2 separate regions of the Mus musculus genome follow, and region 2 is linked to region 1. The links are chromatin loops, found by intact Hi-C in ENCODE. Cell type or tissue: left cerebral cortex. All regions are shown on one strand.

Region 1 (5,000 bases):
GGAAAGAGCGCAGGTACCCGTGCCCCACCCCCACCCCGTGGATGGCTAACTCCTCAGGTTCCTGCCTGCTCTCTGCTCCTGCATTCCCACAAGGAAGGTGCAATCCCAGTGTGATGTTCGAGGACAAGCTTCCCTCCTCCTGGACAGTGTCCTCCCCCTGGCCTGTGATGTCACTTTAAAGAGGTTTTCCTTCTCTTGCACTTTGGCTTTTCCTCTTCCAGAATGTTCCTTGTAAATAAAGACCTACTTTCAGCTCAATTTTTTTCTTCCCTGCCGTGGTTCCCAGGGGTCCCCTTGCACCGGCCCCTTCCTTACTTTTCCTCTTGTCTCAGCCAGTAGGCTCTGTCAGAACTTCTGTGGGATCAAGCCCTTCTCTCTGCCATCCTCATAGGCTGCCCTCCCAGCAGGCTTTGCACTTCTTTGTCCAGCCTCCCCCACCACCTCATGTCACCTAAGCTGAAGGTCACCCCCTGGACTTGGCTCCATATCCTTTCCTTGGCAGGCACCTCTCATCTCTGGGTTGGGCATCCCCCAGTTTTGTGCTGCACCCACTCTCCGACTCTGGAGTGTTAGTGGTACCCTGTGTTGACCTGCACTGTTTCAGCAATGTGTCAGGACTGTTGGATGGCTTTTGCTAATGAGAGCATGGGCTGCCCAAGGGCCTCTCATCACTTTACACTCTTGCTGGATGAGCAGCAAGCAGGGAAGGCTTCCATCCATACGGGTGTTAGTAGGTGATGGGGAGGCAGGCGTCCGTATGTCCAGTCTGCTGAGACTAGAATCACTGGTCCTAAGACATACCTATTATGCACAGGTCCTGTTGGCTCAGCTGCTACTCTGGGAAGTTTCAGAGCTGAGACCCAAGTGAGCAGAGTTGCCCTTGGACATAGTATCTAGAAGGAGTTCTCAGTTGGGAGAATTAGGCTGTTTGAATTTCAAGACTCAAAATAAAAAAAAAAAAAAGAAAGAAAGAAAAATGTTAATAAAGATTACTCACACTGCTTGTGGCTCCTTAAATTTCCCGACTTGCTGAATGTGGTACATGAGGTCCCCGCCGTTGACGTATTCCATGACGAAGTACAGCCGGTCCTGGAGACCAAGGTTTACACGTGAGGAGGGTCCCTCCCCAGCAGAGCTTATCAGCTTTGCTTTCATATTAGCAAACACAGGGTGACCTTGACAGATCTGCTCTTCACTGAGTGGGGGATAATGTGCATCCGTACATCTGCAGGTGACGGACGCTGCTAACAGGTCAGCCTACTGGTAGTTATGCACCTCATTACAGTAAAGGCCTCAAACATTCTTTCCCTTCCCCCACACAGACTTCCCCGTACGGACAGTTCGTCTCTCAATCAGGGGTGATATGAAGACCCTATACGGGGCCTGTCATTCCATCTTAACCCCTGTTATCAATGGTGCGCATGCGTAAAAGATAGCCTGCGACTTCCAGGAGCTATGCTGGGCTAATGCAGTAAGGTGCGTAAATGGATGCTTCTGAAAACATATCTTTTGGGGTTATATTGAACTCATAAATTACGCACATGTAATGATATTTAGTGGGTGGAAGAGAGGGGTTCACCATAAAAGGAGATTTTAATCAATGTTCTTTTGCCTCCAGAATGTGCTCAAATATTGCCTTTTTCTAAATATTTTCTGTCACTGGTATGCTAAGAGCTGGCCCCACGGAGAGCATATATCATGGAGCCAAGTAAGTCTGCATAGTTATGAGGCCATTATGCTGGGACAGATGGGGACATTATGCCAGGCAGTTTAATGGGAGGACAACCAGCAGCACAACAGAGCATGGTAAGAGCTGACCTCTGCTAGAGTCTAGAAAGCAACCCCCCTTACACACCGGGGCTATTAAACATTCAAGTGTAGCTCCAGGAGGGAGAGATGACGGAGCTGGTGTCAACAGCCCCGAAGTGGCTATGGGAACCCCCGGCTCTGGATTCAATTCCTTCTTCGCAGTTTCTTCGCAGTTTTCCAGAGCTGCACGGGTGCCCGTGGGCTCACAGAACAGGGCTGAGATTGTGTTCTCCCTCCTAACCTTCCCACCAGTTCTCTCTGGAGCTCTGAGAGGGCTGGAGCCGACTGCATGACCAGTGCAAGGCTGACACACAGCGGCCGCTGCCAACATTGCATGCTTGGCGCACGCCGAGTCCACAAAAATCCCCCATTTTGAGACTCCAAGCTTCTCAAGGCATCTTGTTCCCCAAGATTTTAAAAGGAGAGGCCTAAGCACGGATCATTTTTCCATCACAGGGAAGTTTTACATGAGACGGTGACTGTAACACTAGCTGTCAGGGGAGTGAGATCTGACAGCGGCTGCTTGGAGAGTGGGGCTTGGAGGTGGGGAACCCCTCAGCTCATCGCTGCATCTTAGAATGCATGTCAGTGTGGGGAGACCAGGAAGCCCCACAGCTGGTGTCTTTGTAGTTTGAACATTTCTTTTACATTTTACTTTGCGCCTAAGGTCAGCAGAACTTTTTCCTGTAAACGGTCAGATTGTAGGGGCAAGGTTTGTGTGTTTCTTACAACTCCTCACAGCCTTCACAGTCGGGAAGCTGCTGTGGGTGACAGGAAAGTGGAGGGGTGTAGCTTTGTCCTTAGAATGTTAAATTTTGAATTTCATATGCGAGGAAATATTATAATCTGGGCTTATTTCTTGTGACCTTTCTCACAGCTCTCGGGCTGCTGGACAGGTCACAGCTTGCTCCTCCTGCTGTGTCATTATACAGAGACAGCTCCTCAGAAAACAAAGTGTCCTGGCACACCAATGCTGGGCGTGGCAGCAGCAGGATGGGGGAGGGGGTTGTCTGTAAAAGGCAGGGCTGGCTAGCTATGGTGGCACACACCTTTAATCACAGCATGTGGGAGGCAGAGGCTGGCAGATCTCTGAGTTCAAGGCCAGCCTGGTTTGCTTAAAAAGAGAAGGCAGGGCTGTGAATCCACAACTGCTTTGCGAAAGTCTTAGCCCAGGGCCTACAGGAAGAAGACCTCTCACGTACAGCCACTTGGAGGACCTTAATGGACACCCAGATCCTCCCACGTGCAGGCCCCTTATTTAAAGTGGTTTGGTATTTGTATTTATTCCATGCCCACGTGCCCACCAACACCAATCATCTCTAGACTATTTATTTCTAACATAATGTAACCACTGCTGTAATGAAAGCTGAACAGTGTGAGTTTGTTCCCAAAGGAAACGGGATTAAAGTCCCGAGTGTCTCGAGACCATGATGTAGTGTTAGACAGGAATGACAGTCCTCACCACTGTCTGGAAGCAGGAGTGCAGCTGTGTCAGAAATGGCGGCTTGTCCAGCAGGGCCAGCACGCGCTTCTCCACCATGGTGCACTCCACGTCGTCGTCCTGGATCACCACGTCCTTCTTCAGGATCTTGATGGCGTACAGTTCCTCCGTTCCCTTCCTGTCAGCAAGCATCACCTGGGGGAGTGGGGGTGGGGACAGAAGGAGAGAAGGCTCAACACTGGTGGGCAGACATCTGGTACAGGGAGTGGGGGCGGAGGTTGTGGGGAACAGTGTCGGGAGACAGTTTGGCAACAGCTGGTGCAGGTCTGTGAGTGACTCGTGAAAAAATGCTAACACATTCTGCTGTGGTTTCATCCTGGGTGGCATCCCCTTAAGTCTGCATGGAGAAGCTTTGCTCCTTGGTGTGACAAGGGTTGGGGAGTGGGAGGCCCTGTAGGAGCCGAGGTCTGCTCTGGCTTCATTTCTGATGCTTTGATGAAATATGCTTGACAAAGAAATAACTTGAGGGATAAGGGATTCATTTCAGCCATCAATTCCAGGTTACAGTTCATCAGTGCAGAGAAGTCAAGGCGGGAATGTCAAATATCTAGTCAGATCCACAGTCAAGAGCAGAGAGACATCAATATGTACATGCTTGTGCCCAGCTCACGCGAGCAGTTCAGGATGGTTTGCCTAGGGAATGGTGCTTTGGGCTGGGTCTCTCCATATCAACTAATTTAATTAAGACAATTTCCCAGGCACACGTCCACAGTCTAAACCAATTTCAACTCTGTTTTCAAGGGATTCTATTTAGGTTGTGTTAAATTGACAATTAAAGCTAACCATCACAGGCCTTTAGGTTATTGTGGGTGTGCAATGCCCTTGAAGGGCACCGTGGGATGAAGGCCACGTTTTGTTTTGTTTGTTTGTTTTGTTTTTTGTTGTTGTTGTTTTGTTTTTTTTCCTGTCTGATGAAATGATGGTGAAGTGTGTTCTGCCACATACTCCTGCCAGGATGCCCTATATTGCCAGAGACCGAAAGTAGTAGGACCACTCAACCATGAACCAAAACAGACTCTAAGTCCACCAGTCAAAACAAACCTTTTTCTCTTTATACATATATTACCTCAAGTAATTCATTATAGTTATGGAAAGCTGGCTCACATAAACTTTTGGATTTTTAAGTATTGTAAGATGCCACAAGTTAAAAATTTTCACCATTCATATTCCTTTTTAAAGTATCCATGTTTGTAGACAGTGTAGGGTATTTATATACAAAGTTGCTATTTTCGTCTGTTAATGGGGATATTTAATACTCTTCAGTGGGTCTAGTTTGGAATTTTCCATATTCATGTTTTCTGGAAGCATTTGGAGGGTAAAATGTGAGCGACCTTTGCAACCTTGAAGGCCCAGGACACAAACAATGAAAAAGGCAGGCTCAAAATCAGCTCATGGATCTGTCACAAGGTTTGGAGCCACAGAGGCCAGAGAACGCTGTGCAGACCGAAGTCCACATGGCCCCATTATAGGGTCTCATTGTGACCATCCAGGCTTTGGGCGAGTTCACGTTTCGTTTTCAGTTGTGGAAATTAATTGTTCAACTAGTGATTGGGAGCATGCCCTGTACTCTGAACACTGGGGAATGGGGACACCACAAACTAATTCTTTGTTGCTTTCTGGGTTAGTGTGTGTGTGTGTGTGTGTGTGTGTGTGTGTGTGTGTGTTTGTGAGAGAGAGAGGGAGAGAGAGA
Region 2 (5,000 bases), 58 kb before region 1:
ATTTGGCGAATACAGCACTTTCTGCCCAAGTGAGAGGACCAGCTCAGATCTCTAGCGGTCACACAAAAGCTGGGCAGGTGTATTGAATTCCTGTAATCCCAGAACTCCAGATGGGGGGTGGGGGTGGGAACCAGGGGTGGGGGAATTCCTTAGGCAAGATGGTGAGCTAAAGGAGCCAAATCAGTAAGCTCTAGGTTCAATGAGAGGTCTGGCCTCTAAAACTAAAGTGGAGAGTGATTGGAGATGTTATCTAAGATCAACCTTTGACCTCTGTATGCACGAGCCCTGATGTGTGCTGTTCTAGTGTACTAGTCAGTCATCTAGAGTACTAGCACTGATGTGTACTGTACCTGCAAACAGATATGACCTCACACACTCGGGCACATCGCGCACTCAAATACAGTTTTGCAAAGAAGGAAACTGCACAAGAAGCCACTTTCTTATACCGAGGAAGCCTCTAGGAGCTCTTTCATATTAACCTGCTATCTCTGGACCCAACCCCAAACTAGAAAACTCTCACAGACCAAGAACCTTCACTAGGGTCTCATGTCACAGACTGTCACCTAACTCCTGTTAGACAAAGCAAATCAAATACCTAGTATTGACTTATTCCAATGAATGGCATCGGACAACCCAAGAAGCACATGGCTACATCCAATCAGCCTTGAACTACTCAGGATTATACAGTAGCTCATAGCCATGGACATTGAGGCTGTTTTCAATGAGCTGGGCATGGTGTATAGTTCCTGAATGGAACCGTGCCCTTCTCAGCAGAACTTCCCTGTGCCTTCCTCAGTGGTGGGGTGTGCTGCCTTGGCCATGCTTTGGTCCCTAGGCAGCCTGTTCCCCCCAGACACAGGTGAATGGATCTGAAGTGGGGGATCTGGCATGGATATTCTCTGACATGTGGACAAGTGGGAATCAGATGTGGACATGGTAAAGTGTTTTGTGGGTTTACTGCTGCAGAGATGCGGCTCCATTCAGAAATTCCCTGGGTCACCTTTCTGTCTCTTAAGATCGGTTTATGGATGAGGAGGCTGAAAGAATGGCCAGAGGCTATGGAGGGGTGAGGGGAAGATGTGGTTGGTTGAAGCTTTGGGGGAAAAAGAGAATCCAAGCAAAATAAAGTGTACTCGTGTCATGTCCCATATGCCTCTTTTTATTTTAGTGATGTGTGTGTGGGTACACATGTGCACACGTGCCCCTGTCTGTGGAGGTCAGGGACAACATCAGCTAGCATCCTTTATGGTTTGCCACCTTATTTTTGAGACAGGGTCTCTCACTGAACCTGGAGCTCACTTACTGTGCTAGACCAGTTGGCCAGAAAGCACCAGGGATTCTCCGGTCTTCTCCTCCCACAGCTGAGGCTGAGGCACCTGTCACCATACGCCGATGTTTCCACCTGTGCTGGGGACCAGAATTCGGGTCCTTGAGCTTGTGCATCAAACACTTCACCAATGGAGCTGTCTTTCCAGGCCCATGTGCTTCCAGTTTACGACACTAAACATGGCAAACCGTATCGCAGCAGAGCACAGTGCTGGTTGCCAGGGGCTCTGGTGGTCAGGGGTATGGCTGGAAGGGCCAGCAGGAGTAAGTTTCTCACAGAATAGAACAAGTTCAAAATCCTGGTGACAGTGATGGTGGCTATGTGAATTTCACGTGGTAGAATTTCATAGCAGCTGATCTCCCACACCGTGTGTGTGTATGTGTGTGTGTGTGAACTCTCTAGGGGGTCTTCAGTGGGGCAGCCATTCCCTAGCTCTGTTTATACATTTGCCTGTGAAGATAAAACCAAAGGGCAAACTGGCTGAGGGACAGATGGGAAGAGTCTATACTGATTTGAGTCTTAAATTATTTCAAAACAACATGTTTTTAAAGGGGGGAGTTGGGCAAGGGGTGGGCTGAGATGGCTCGGTCAGTAAAGTGCTTGCCGTGTAGACATGAGGACGTGGATTGATCTCCAATACCGAAGTCAAAATCCAGTCATGGTGGAATGAACTTGTAACCTTAGCACTGGGAGCATAGAGGCAGGTAGATGTCCAGGGATGGCTGGCTAGCCAGCCTAGCCTAATGGATAAGCTTCAAGTCTCAGTGAGGGACCCTATCTCAAAAAAGCTAGCGGGAAACCCCAAGGAGGATCAGCATCTGAGGTTGTCCTCTGGCTTCCACATGCATGCACACGCGTGTGTGCCTGCGTACATGAGTCCACACCCCCACCCATACCCACACCCACACACACTGAACAAATGAATGGATGAATAAATGAATATATGTAAGGACTGATAAGCCTAAGTGGGTGAGTGCAAAGGTCCAGCTGGATCTAGTTCAATCAGGACAGCCCGGGAGAAGGAAGTCTCACCAACTAAGGCTTTGTGTGCTGTTTTTGTTTTTTGTTTTTTTTTTTTCTTTTTCCTTTTTCCTTTGAAAACATCGTCTAAAGTAGAATAGCTGTGCGTAAGCACATTTTCAAGAGTGTTGTTGCAAATTGCCCTCCAAAATTATTACACCAATTTCTGCTCCCACCCACAGGGTAGGCGAGGACTGGTTTCCCCAACTCCTGCCAAAATTGGGTTTTAATCTTTAAAGCAGGCTTTTAACTTTTGCCAAGCTGACAGATAAAACATGGCACCTCGTTGTTTTCTTTCCTCCAGGAATTCTAAATTCTTTTCTTGGACCGAGCTGGGCCTTGTCATTGGCTACATTTCCAGACACTGGCTCGAACATCCTCATCGGTCACCTTCATGAAATTTCATCTTTATATTATGCCAAGTAGTTGATGTAGATCACTAAAGACAGGCTAGGAGAAAGAGGCCACTGAATTGATTGTCTTAAAAAAAAAAAAAGAAAGAAAGAAAGAAAGAACAAAGCCATTTCAATGCATCAGCCACTTTTCAGGGGTACAGACCTGGCATCTCAGTATCAGGGATCCAGAGGCAGGGGCATCAGGACTTGAAAGCTGGTCTTGGGTATAGAATTTGAGGCCAGCTTGTGCTACATGGAGCCTTATCTCAAAAAGGAAAAGAAAACACCCAAAATGAAAGAAAACATCCAAAACGTCACTTTTTTTTTTTTTTTTGAAATGTTGACAATGTCTTTTTGATGCAGTAATGTTGAGTTTCTTTTGGATCTCAATACTAGAAAACACTGTCTTTCCCAGCGACATAAGGTTCCAGGAAAGAGAATCACGTGACTGACCATCATGACTCCCACTTTCTTCGGCTTCTAGGAAATGCACAGATAACTGTAAGATCAGTGACGGGGATTTTATTGATTCTCTTTGGGCCCGATGGTCTATTTCTATTTAATTATTTGTTTGAAATATTTTACTTCAAGCTGCTTCCAATCCTGCAGAAAGAAGCTGATGGTAAACACACTCTTGACTAAGAGCTGTAGCAACCATTGCATGCCCGGTATGTAGCCTGGTCCTGGTGCATTGTTTAGGGTGCACATAAGTGTTTGCTGAATGAATAAATGAATGAGTTGACTTTTGGTGGCAAATTATCTAGAAACAGTATGATATTAAAAAAAAAAAGCCCCCGCTAGTTTTTAGTTGATCCAGGGGCAAGAATATGTCACTACAGAAAATAAGATTTCAAGCTAGGCATAGTGGTGCATCCTGTAATCCCAGTACTTGGGAGGGTTGTGAGTTCAAGTCCAACCTCAGCTACAAGTTCTAGACCAGCCTGGGTTACATTTGGTTATGTTCCTGGGACCCAACTGGGGAGAGGAGATAAAATGCATAAGAAGATTTTGGATCTAAGGTGTTTGTCACTGAAATATTCAAAATAATTGCAAGGATGGAGAACTCTAAAAATTTAACAAGAGCAGCCTTAACAAAGGTCAGTTTGTACAGTCAAAACCAGGAGGCATTTTAGATATTCAGTGGAGGTCTAGATGTGGTGGCACATGCCTGTACTCCCAGGACCTGGCAGCCAAAGGTAGGAGAATTTTGGGATTCAAAGCTAATGTATTAGTCATTGTGATAGTTTGTATATGTTCAGCCCAGGGAGTGGCACTATTAGTAGGCATGTCACTGTGGGTGTGGGCTTTAAGACTCTTATCCTAGATGCCTGAAAACCAGTATTCTGCTAGCAGTCTTCAGATGACGATGTAGAACTCTCAGCTCCTTCTGCACCAAGCTTGCCTGGATGCTGCCATGTTCCCATCTTGATGATGATGGACTGAACCTCTGAACCTGTAAGCCAGCCCCAATTAAATGTTGCCCTTATAAGAGTTGCGTTGGTCATGGTGCCTGTTCATGTCAGTAAAACCCTAAGACAGTCCAATGCTGTGATAAAACTCCATGATGAAAGGCAACTTAAAGAAGAGAAAGTTTATTTTGACTTATTGTTCCAGAGGGACGGGCTGAGAGCGCATCATGATGGGGTGGAGAGATGGTGGCAGGAAGCTGAGGACTCATACTTTTAACTAAAGCATTAAGCAGAGATCTTGAGGTTGGGTGAAGGGACCATCTCTCAAACCTACCCCCAGTGATGTACTTCCTTCAGCAAGGCTCAACTCCCCAAACAGCACAAATAACTGAGCACCAAGTGTTCAAATGATTTAGCCTATTGGGGGGACACTTATCATTTAAATTACCATAGCTAGCCTGGGCTCTCTTATGACTTTGTGGCCAGCCTGGGCTATGCAGCAAGACCTTGTTTAAACAAACAAAAACAAACCAGTATAGAGTTCTTAATGACTTGATTAAGGTATGCAATATTACTATCCATGGGACTAGATATACTTGGAAAAGCAGGATAGGTACGTGGATGCCCACCGTGTGCCCAACAGAGTAAGATGACACGCCAGAAGAAAAGAAACAATCTCTGATGCCATTAGCAGTCTCTCAGGTTGTGTGATGGCGTGTGAAATTTATTATTTTTGTCTTGACTTTGCCATATTTTTCAAGATTTCAGAATAAGATTTAATTAAAAATTTTATTTTATGTGTTTAAGAAGTATGTTAACCTGCATGTCTGTCTGGGCGATCACAAGGAT

The links. Peaks named below come from ENCODE experiments on the same cell type or tissue, not always from the same donor. Only the 100,000 strongest peaks of a DNase experiment are listed, where the experiment ranks them.
Region 2: a loop joins it to region 1, with 2.0 times the contacts of the local background. A loop is called at or near these places in 2 of 42 quality-filtered maps.

Annotation. Positions count from the first base shown.
Region 1 is chr11:107,980,614-107,985,613 of GRCm38, forward strand. Prkca (protein kinase C, alpha) reads right to left here. Exons shown (of 17, transcript NM_011101.3): 10 at 3,272-3,445; 11 at 998-1,089. Among named protein-coding and RNA genes, the nearest start is that of Mir7223, 14 kb to the right of the region's middle. In left cerebral cortex, a CTCF peak has its summit at 2,129; DNase peaks (open chromatin) are centred at 2,116 and 3,519.
Region 2 is chr11:107,922,350-107,927,349 of GRCm38, forward strand. No RefSeq gene overlaps it. Among named protein-coding and RNA genes, the nearest start is that of Cacng5, 9.8 kb to the left of the region's middle. In left cerebral cortex, no CTCF peak of the experiment used is centred here; a DNase peak (open chromatin) is centred at 2,582.